Regions from separate parts of the Mus musculus genome. Here region 1 is linked to region 2. The links are chromatin contacts, found by Hi-C or POLR2A ChIA-PET in ENCODE. All regions are on one chromosome and are shown on one strand. The core of a region is the stretch at or near the end of the contact, and the rest is flanking DNA. Distances in the headings are between cores, read along the strand shown. Region 1 overlaps Flnb (filamin, beta). Region 2 holds the start of Flnb (filamin, beta).

The links. Hi-C counts contacts between places; a loop is a spot of excess contacts on that map. ChIA-PET counts read pairs that join two places held with the same protein, here RNA polymerase II (POLR2A).
Region 1: a map of heart shows a loop between it and region 2 (7-fold over the local background). The contact joins the enhancer-like site here to the promoter of Flnb in region 2. A Hi-C loop is called at or near these places in 15 of 37 maps with a recorded cell type or tissue (CH12.LX, Patski, T-helper 2 cell and 5 more). POLR2A ChIA-PET finds 5 or more read pairs at or near these places in 3 of 5 experiments (Patski and embryonic stem cell).

Annotation. Positions count from the first base shown.
Region 1 is chr14:7,850,553-7,853,393 of GRCm38, forward strand. All of the region lies in intron 1 of Flnb (filamin, beta), which reads left to right. Among named protein-coding and RNA genes, the nearest start is that of Flnb, 34 kb to the left of the region's middle. Within about 2 kb of position 1,288, at least 2 of the 3 ENCODE cell types and tissues checked have a DNase peak (open chromatin) inside an H3K27ac peak, as active enhancers do; they include gastrocnemius and heart, where a contact is called at or near this core.
Region 2 is chr14:7,816,614-7,819,525 of GRCm38, forward strand. It overlaps Flnb (filamin, beta), which reads left to right and starts at 1,344. Exons shown (of 46, transcript NM_134080.1): 1 at 1,344-1,830. The coding sequence starts at 1,539.

The DNA.
Region 1 (2,841 bases), core at 38-2,537, 34 kb after region 2:
CCTATGGTTTTATTCTCACACTCTAATAAAATGGTCTTCAAGCATCCCTGTGGGATGGCATAAGACTCTCTTCCTACAAAGAGAACTGGATTTCCTAAGTAATGTGTCTTGTCTTATTCAGTTCTTTGTTCAAGACCACAAAGAACCCCAAAATTTTATCACAGGCTACCCCAAAATTCCTTCTAGTAAAATGATACACATCCTAGCCAGTTGGGGTTTTGTTGTTGTTGTTGCTTAAAAATTTTTAAGTACTTATTTGAGCTTGGGTGTGAATGTCTGTGTGCCACAGAGATATGTGGAAGTCAGAGGACAGCATGTAAGTTCCTCCCCCACCCTCCATACACGTGAAAGCACTTCCTTCGAAGAGTTTTGTAGTTACAGAACAAAGAAAGTCATAAATCAGGATAATTTTGAAATAGGTTGATAAATACATCAGGTAGCAGATCACAGTGAGATGAGGAACTCTGTCCTGATAGGCGTCATATGCTGTATGGTGACATTGTTAGCTTTTGCGTTAGGAAGCAAATGGTCTGCTGAGGTAATAGATTCCAAAAGGTTTTTTATCTATTAGTCACAGGATGTTAGACACAGAAGTGGGCAAGGAAATGGCTATTTAGGGGGCTCAGACTAGCCCAAGATAAGATGATTAGGTCTGAATGTGTGACTTTCAGCCTCTCTCCCTCACTGAAGTTTGGTCATCCAGCCAGTCAGTCTTTGAAGATAGGGCTTCTTTCAGTAATTCTCATTAACAATTTGTTTACAGCTCAAGGCTTGCCCAGGCATTTTCCTCTAGTAAGATACCACCTCCCAGTGATCTACCACTTCCCTGGCACTGGGGAACAAAGTGTTCGGGTTCTGAGCCTTAGAGAACAGTCTCATTCAGACCCCACCAGAGGAGAGTTATTCAATGGGGTCACACTGGGAAGAGGAACAAAAACAGGACCAGGGATCCTGCACCTCACCTCACTCCATCTTCAGGCTTCTGACTGGGTTACATTTCAGTAGAGGCCCAGACATAAGCAGTCCTGGTCAGGGTGTGGCAGTCTCTCCTCCCGCCCCAGCTCCTAGCCTTGACTTAGCATTGTCTCAGCTCCAGTCTCTGCTCCCAGGTGTCAGATAAGCCCCTCCTCTTGGCCGACACCAGGCTTCAGCCTTTTCCTCTTGCCAGCATGAGATTCCTGGGGAAATTCCAATTCCTTGGGGACCTTTGTTTCAAAAGACCGATAGCCAAAGTGGAAGCACAAATAACCCCTGTAGAGTGCCTTGCCTGGACGGGTACAGGTGGAGTTTTCAATTTTCCCCCCTTTCACATGATTTGATAAGCCAGTCCTCGTCTGAGGGATTCCTCTTTGTACTGACTTCAACAATGGCCTGGATCCAGGAGACCCTCCCACTTCCTCCTTTAGGCACTGTGCAGTCTGTTGATTCTGACATCAGAAGTTCCAAAGCAAATCCAGGAAGGAGGAAGCTGCTTGGGGCTTGGATTCCAATCATTGCTTGCTGCTTAAGAATGACAGTTTGCAGGGGAGCATTGTGGAGCATACCTTTAATCACAGCCCTCAGGGGGTGGAGGCGAAAGCATAGTGACCTGACAGAGAGACACACTGACACCCCATCTCAAAAAAAAAAAAATAAATAAATAAATAAAAACAAAAAGAAAGAAAAAGAAAAGAAAAATGACAGCTTGCACCGAACAGTAAGTTGCTTCCCGAGTTGGTTATCAACAGAACCTATAAACACTAGTTGAGGGGGTGCAAAGGGGGTGTCTTTCTTTAGCAACCTTAATTAGGAAAATGGTTCAGAGAGCCTTTTTTTCTCTCTCTCTTTTATCTATAAAACTTCTAGATTCCCAGAGGCAGGGTTATACTTTCTTAATCCCAGCTACAGAACCATTGTAGATTGGAGAAAGATGCTATTCTTTGTTGCCTGGGCTCCCCTTTCGTCTCTGTTTCCTATCTCTCTTACCCTGGGCCTAACTGTTTATAAAATGCTCGTTTCCCAGATTCTGGGGGATGTTTGGAGGACCTGAAGAGTGGTTTAAAGTAGAATTCCCCAGAGTGAAGAGAATTAGCCTCCTTTGAGACAATTTTTATAGTGTTCTCCAGCTCAGTGATGGCTCAGTCGGTAAAGTACTTGATGAAAAAGCCATGAAGGTCCAATCTCAAACCCTATCACATTTAAAAAGCTGGGTGCATCTGTAATTCCAAAACTGGTATGGAAGGGTCAGGAGTGGGCAGACAGGTGACTTTCTGAGCCAGTGGTTTAGTTAAATCGGGGAACCCCAGGTTCAATAATAGACTCTGTCTCAAAAAATAAGATTGTGAGATGGAGAACAAATGAAGGAGACACATCCAATATCCTGTGCCCTCCACACTTACATGCAGCGCACACACAAACTGTTAAATGTCCCACAGACTTCAGAGTTGGTGTTAATTACCAGCAATCCTATACCTGGAGCTAAGCCAGACTGTCAACGTGAGACATGGTCAGTGGCACTGTCTTGAGGGCTTTGGGACTTAACACACGCGCACACTCCACGTACTCCCTAGTCCAGTAACGTCTGGAAATTGAATGGAATCCTAGTCATCTCTTGGAGATGGTCAGTATAAATTGTATGTTGAGGTGCCCTGTAGCAGCTTAATTTTTTCAGACATAATGGTTATGGTTTAAAACTAGCTTGGACTACATAGTGCACCATTTCTCATACTACATATTAAAAGGTTGAGAACCACTGATGTAGGGAGACCCTGTCCCAAAACAACAGTTGTTTAGTGTGTTACTAGTGTTGCTTTAGCCAAAACACTTCCCTACCCCACCACATGTTTGCTTGTTTGTGTGTGT
Region 2 (2,912 bases), core at 94-2,593:
AGTTGATTCTGCATGCAGGATGAAGGCTGCCCCCCTCAGTCTGCAAGCACACATCCATCCATTCACCCACTCACTCATCTGTCGTCTACATCTCATATGGCAATTCTACACCAGGTACTCAGCTGTAGTTGAGATCACTCTAGACCTCTTGCTGGGGTATGCAGACCAGCATGGAACAGATATCATTCATGTCAGACACGTATCTTCAGTTTCTTCGAGACCTTAGATCTCCATCTGCTCCTCGACACTGGGGGGCCAGGGGGGAGACAGCCAAGCTGAGCTGAGGGCTACCAGGCTTGGGATGTGGAGAGAAAGGAACTGAATTCTCAGGCAAAGGGAAGAGAAGAGGGACACCGGTCAGTAGGTGCCATGACCCATTTATCCGGCCCTTTCTTGGCCATCATAGTTAAAAAAAATAAAACATAACAAGATCTTCTGGACTAATCAATTTGCCTAATACAGTCAACAGGGTCTTCAAGAGAGTTCTAGGAAGACCTGACTATGGAGAACTGAGGAGATGACAGGGTGAAAAAGGTATCTGTGCCTTGTTTTACCGGCTTTGAAGACAAGAAAGGCATCGTAAGCCAACACATGCACCTAGCGTCTAGAATCTGGCACGGCAAAGGAGCAGATTATTTCCCAGAAGCTCCAGCAAGAAATGCCTTGGGCCAATGAACCCCAGACGGGACATCTAACTTACTGACATGCAAGACAGGAAATCTGTGTTACACCAGCAAAAAACTTCTAATAGCCATAGAAAACAGTTCGTTTTCACTACTGCTACTCAGATGGACGTGGTATTGGACTTTAAGGCTGAGTTCCTTTTCTTTCTTTCTTTTTTGTTTTGTTTTGTTTTGTTTTTGTTTTTTCGAGACAGGGTTTCTCTGTGTAGCCCTGGCTGTTCTGGAACTCACTCTGGAGACCAGATTGGCCTCGAACTCAGAAATCCGCCTGCCTCGGCCTCCCAAGTGCTGGGATTAAAGGCATGCGCCACCACGCCCAGCTCTGAGTTCCTTTTCATTTAGAAATCAACGTGTCTAATTTACGTGCAGACTCTGAGAAAAACACTTTCCTCTCACTGAACCTATAGATGGGTGGCATATTCCCTCTTGACGCAACCATTCCTTCTAGGCTAGTCCCCCGCCTCCTCGTGTGCCCTTATTCTAGGCCTTTCCCAAGTTACTTTCTCCTTGCTGGGCAGTACATCAGGTTGGGGATACTTAGGAAGCACCACCCCACCCTACCCTCCGGCGTAATGCAGGCTTTGGACCGTAGAGGGCGAGCGCAGCTAAGGAGTTCGCTTCTATAGGGTAGAAACGGGGCGGAGCCTCGGGGGCGGGGCGGCGTAGCGCGCAGGCGCCAGGCCAGGCTACTTCGCGCCCGGGGACGGACGAAGGCAGTCCTGATCCTGTTGCGGCTAGTATAGCAGCGCTTTCTAACCCTCTCCCCACTTGCCTCAGTTCCCCTTCCCCGGGCCCTTGGGGCTTTTCATCTCAGTCCCTGCAGCTCGTTGTTTCCGCGTACTCTCTGCCTCCAGGATGCCGGTGACGGAGAAAGACCTGGCGGAGGACGCGCCGTGGAAGAAGATTCAGCAGAACACGTTCACGCGCTGGTGCAACGAGCACCTCAAGTGTGTGAATAAACGCATCGGGAACCTGCAGACCGACCTGAGCGACGGGCTACGGCTCATCGCGCTGCTCGAGGTGCTCAGCCAGAAGCGCATGCACCACAAGTACCATCAGCGGCCCACCTTCAGACAGATGAAGCTGGAGAATGTGTCTGTGGCTCTGGAGTTCCTAGACCACGAAAGCATTAAGCTCGTGTCCATTGGTGAGTGTTGTGGCCAGGCCCTAAATTTGCAGTAATCGGGGGGTATCCGGCAGCGCGCCCCACTGCGCATCGCTTCCCGGGTGTGAGGGAGGGGGAGATGGTCCTGGGATGAGGACCTAGGAACATAGGCCTTTCCGCGGTGCCATCTGTGGGCTGGGACCTGGCGTGATTGCTCGACACGGTGCTCCTGGCGGTGCCGCTGCAGTGTTGGGGTGGGTTAAGCACTCAGACCTTCCAGTCACACCTGGAATTTAATTTGCGGGAACTCCTGGGATTGCTGGGGAAATCGTCTGCTGACCCTAATGACAACGCCGTGGACTCAAGTACCAAATCCCTACTTTACGCTAGCCAGGTGCGCCTAGAGCTGAGTGACCCGCCCGGCTGAAAGGGCGTTGGCTTCGAGTCTGGGCGTGGAGACCTAGGACGCGACCGCGACCGCTCTCTTGCTTAGGATCTCACCACCTAGGTGGAGACGAGGACCTGAGACCCTCCCCTTCTTAGACCGGAATGGGTGTGGGCTCTGAGGTTGGAAGGGGCGTCACAGGGGAATGTCCTCACTTCCTAGCTCTGGCTCAGCGCTGGCCGGTTCCTTCAGGTTGAGATAATTTAGTGGTTGATAATAATTAATGTGTGTAGAAAAGGGCTTGACTGGCGCTGGCTGTGTGGCTCTCTGAGTTATTGACGTCCGGTGGCCTGAGATGTTCTTAGGCCCATTTTACAGAAGAGGGGACGTTTACCGGGCTAATTGACGTTCCCAGGGCCACCTCCAATGTGGTCCAACTTAGAAGTAAAGCAGTCCCCACCCCCTTTTCCTGGGTCTTCCTGAGAGAGTTTGAGTCCTGCTTTTTTCCTCCCGCCTTGGGTGAGAGAATTAAGACCTCGAGTACTTTAGGCTTCTAAAGAGAAAACAGGGCTCTTGAGAATGTGTTTTGTGATGGACAAGGGAGGTGTGTATTATGCCCGGGCTCACTTGTTTGCCCCCGTAGGCATTCGTGTGTGCACATATAGCATCTATTTATGAAAGTTTTTTTTTTCCGTACACAGTGGGTGTGCAAAGTATTATGTAGAGGATGTGTGCACTT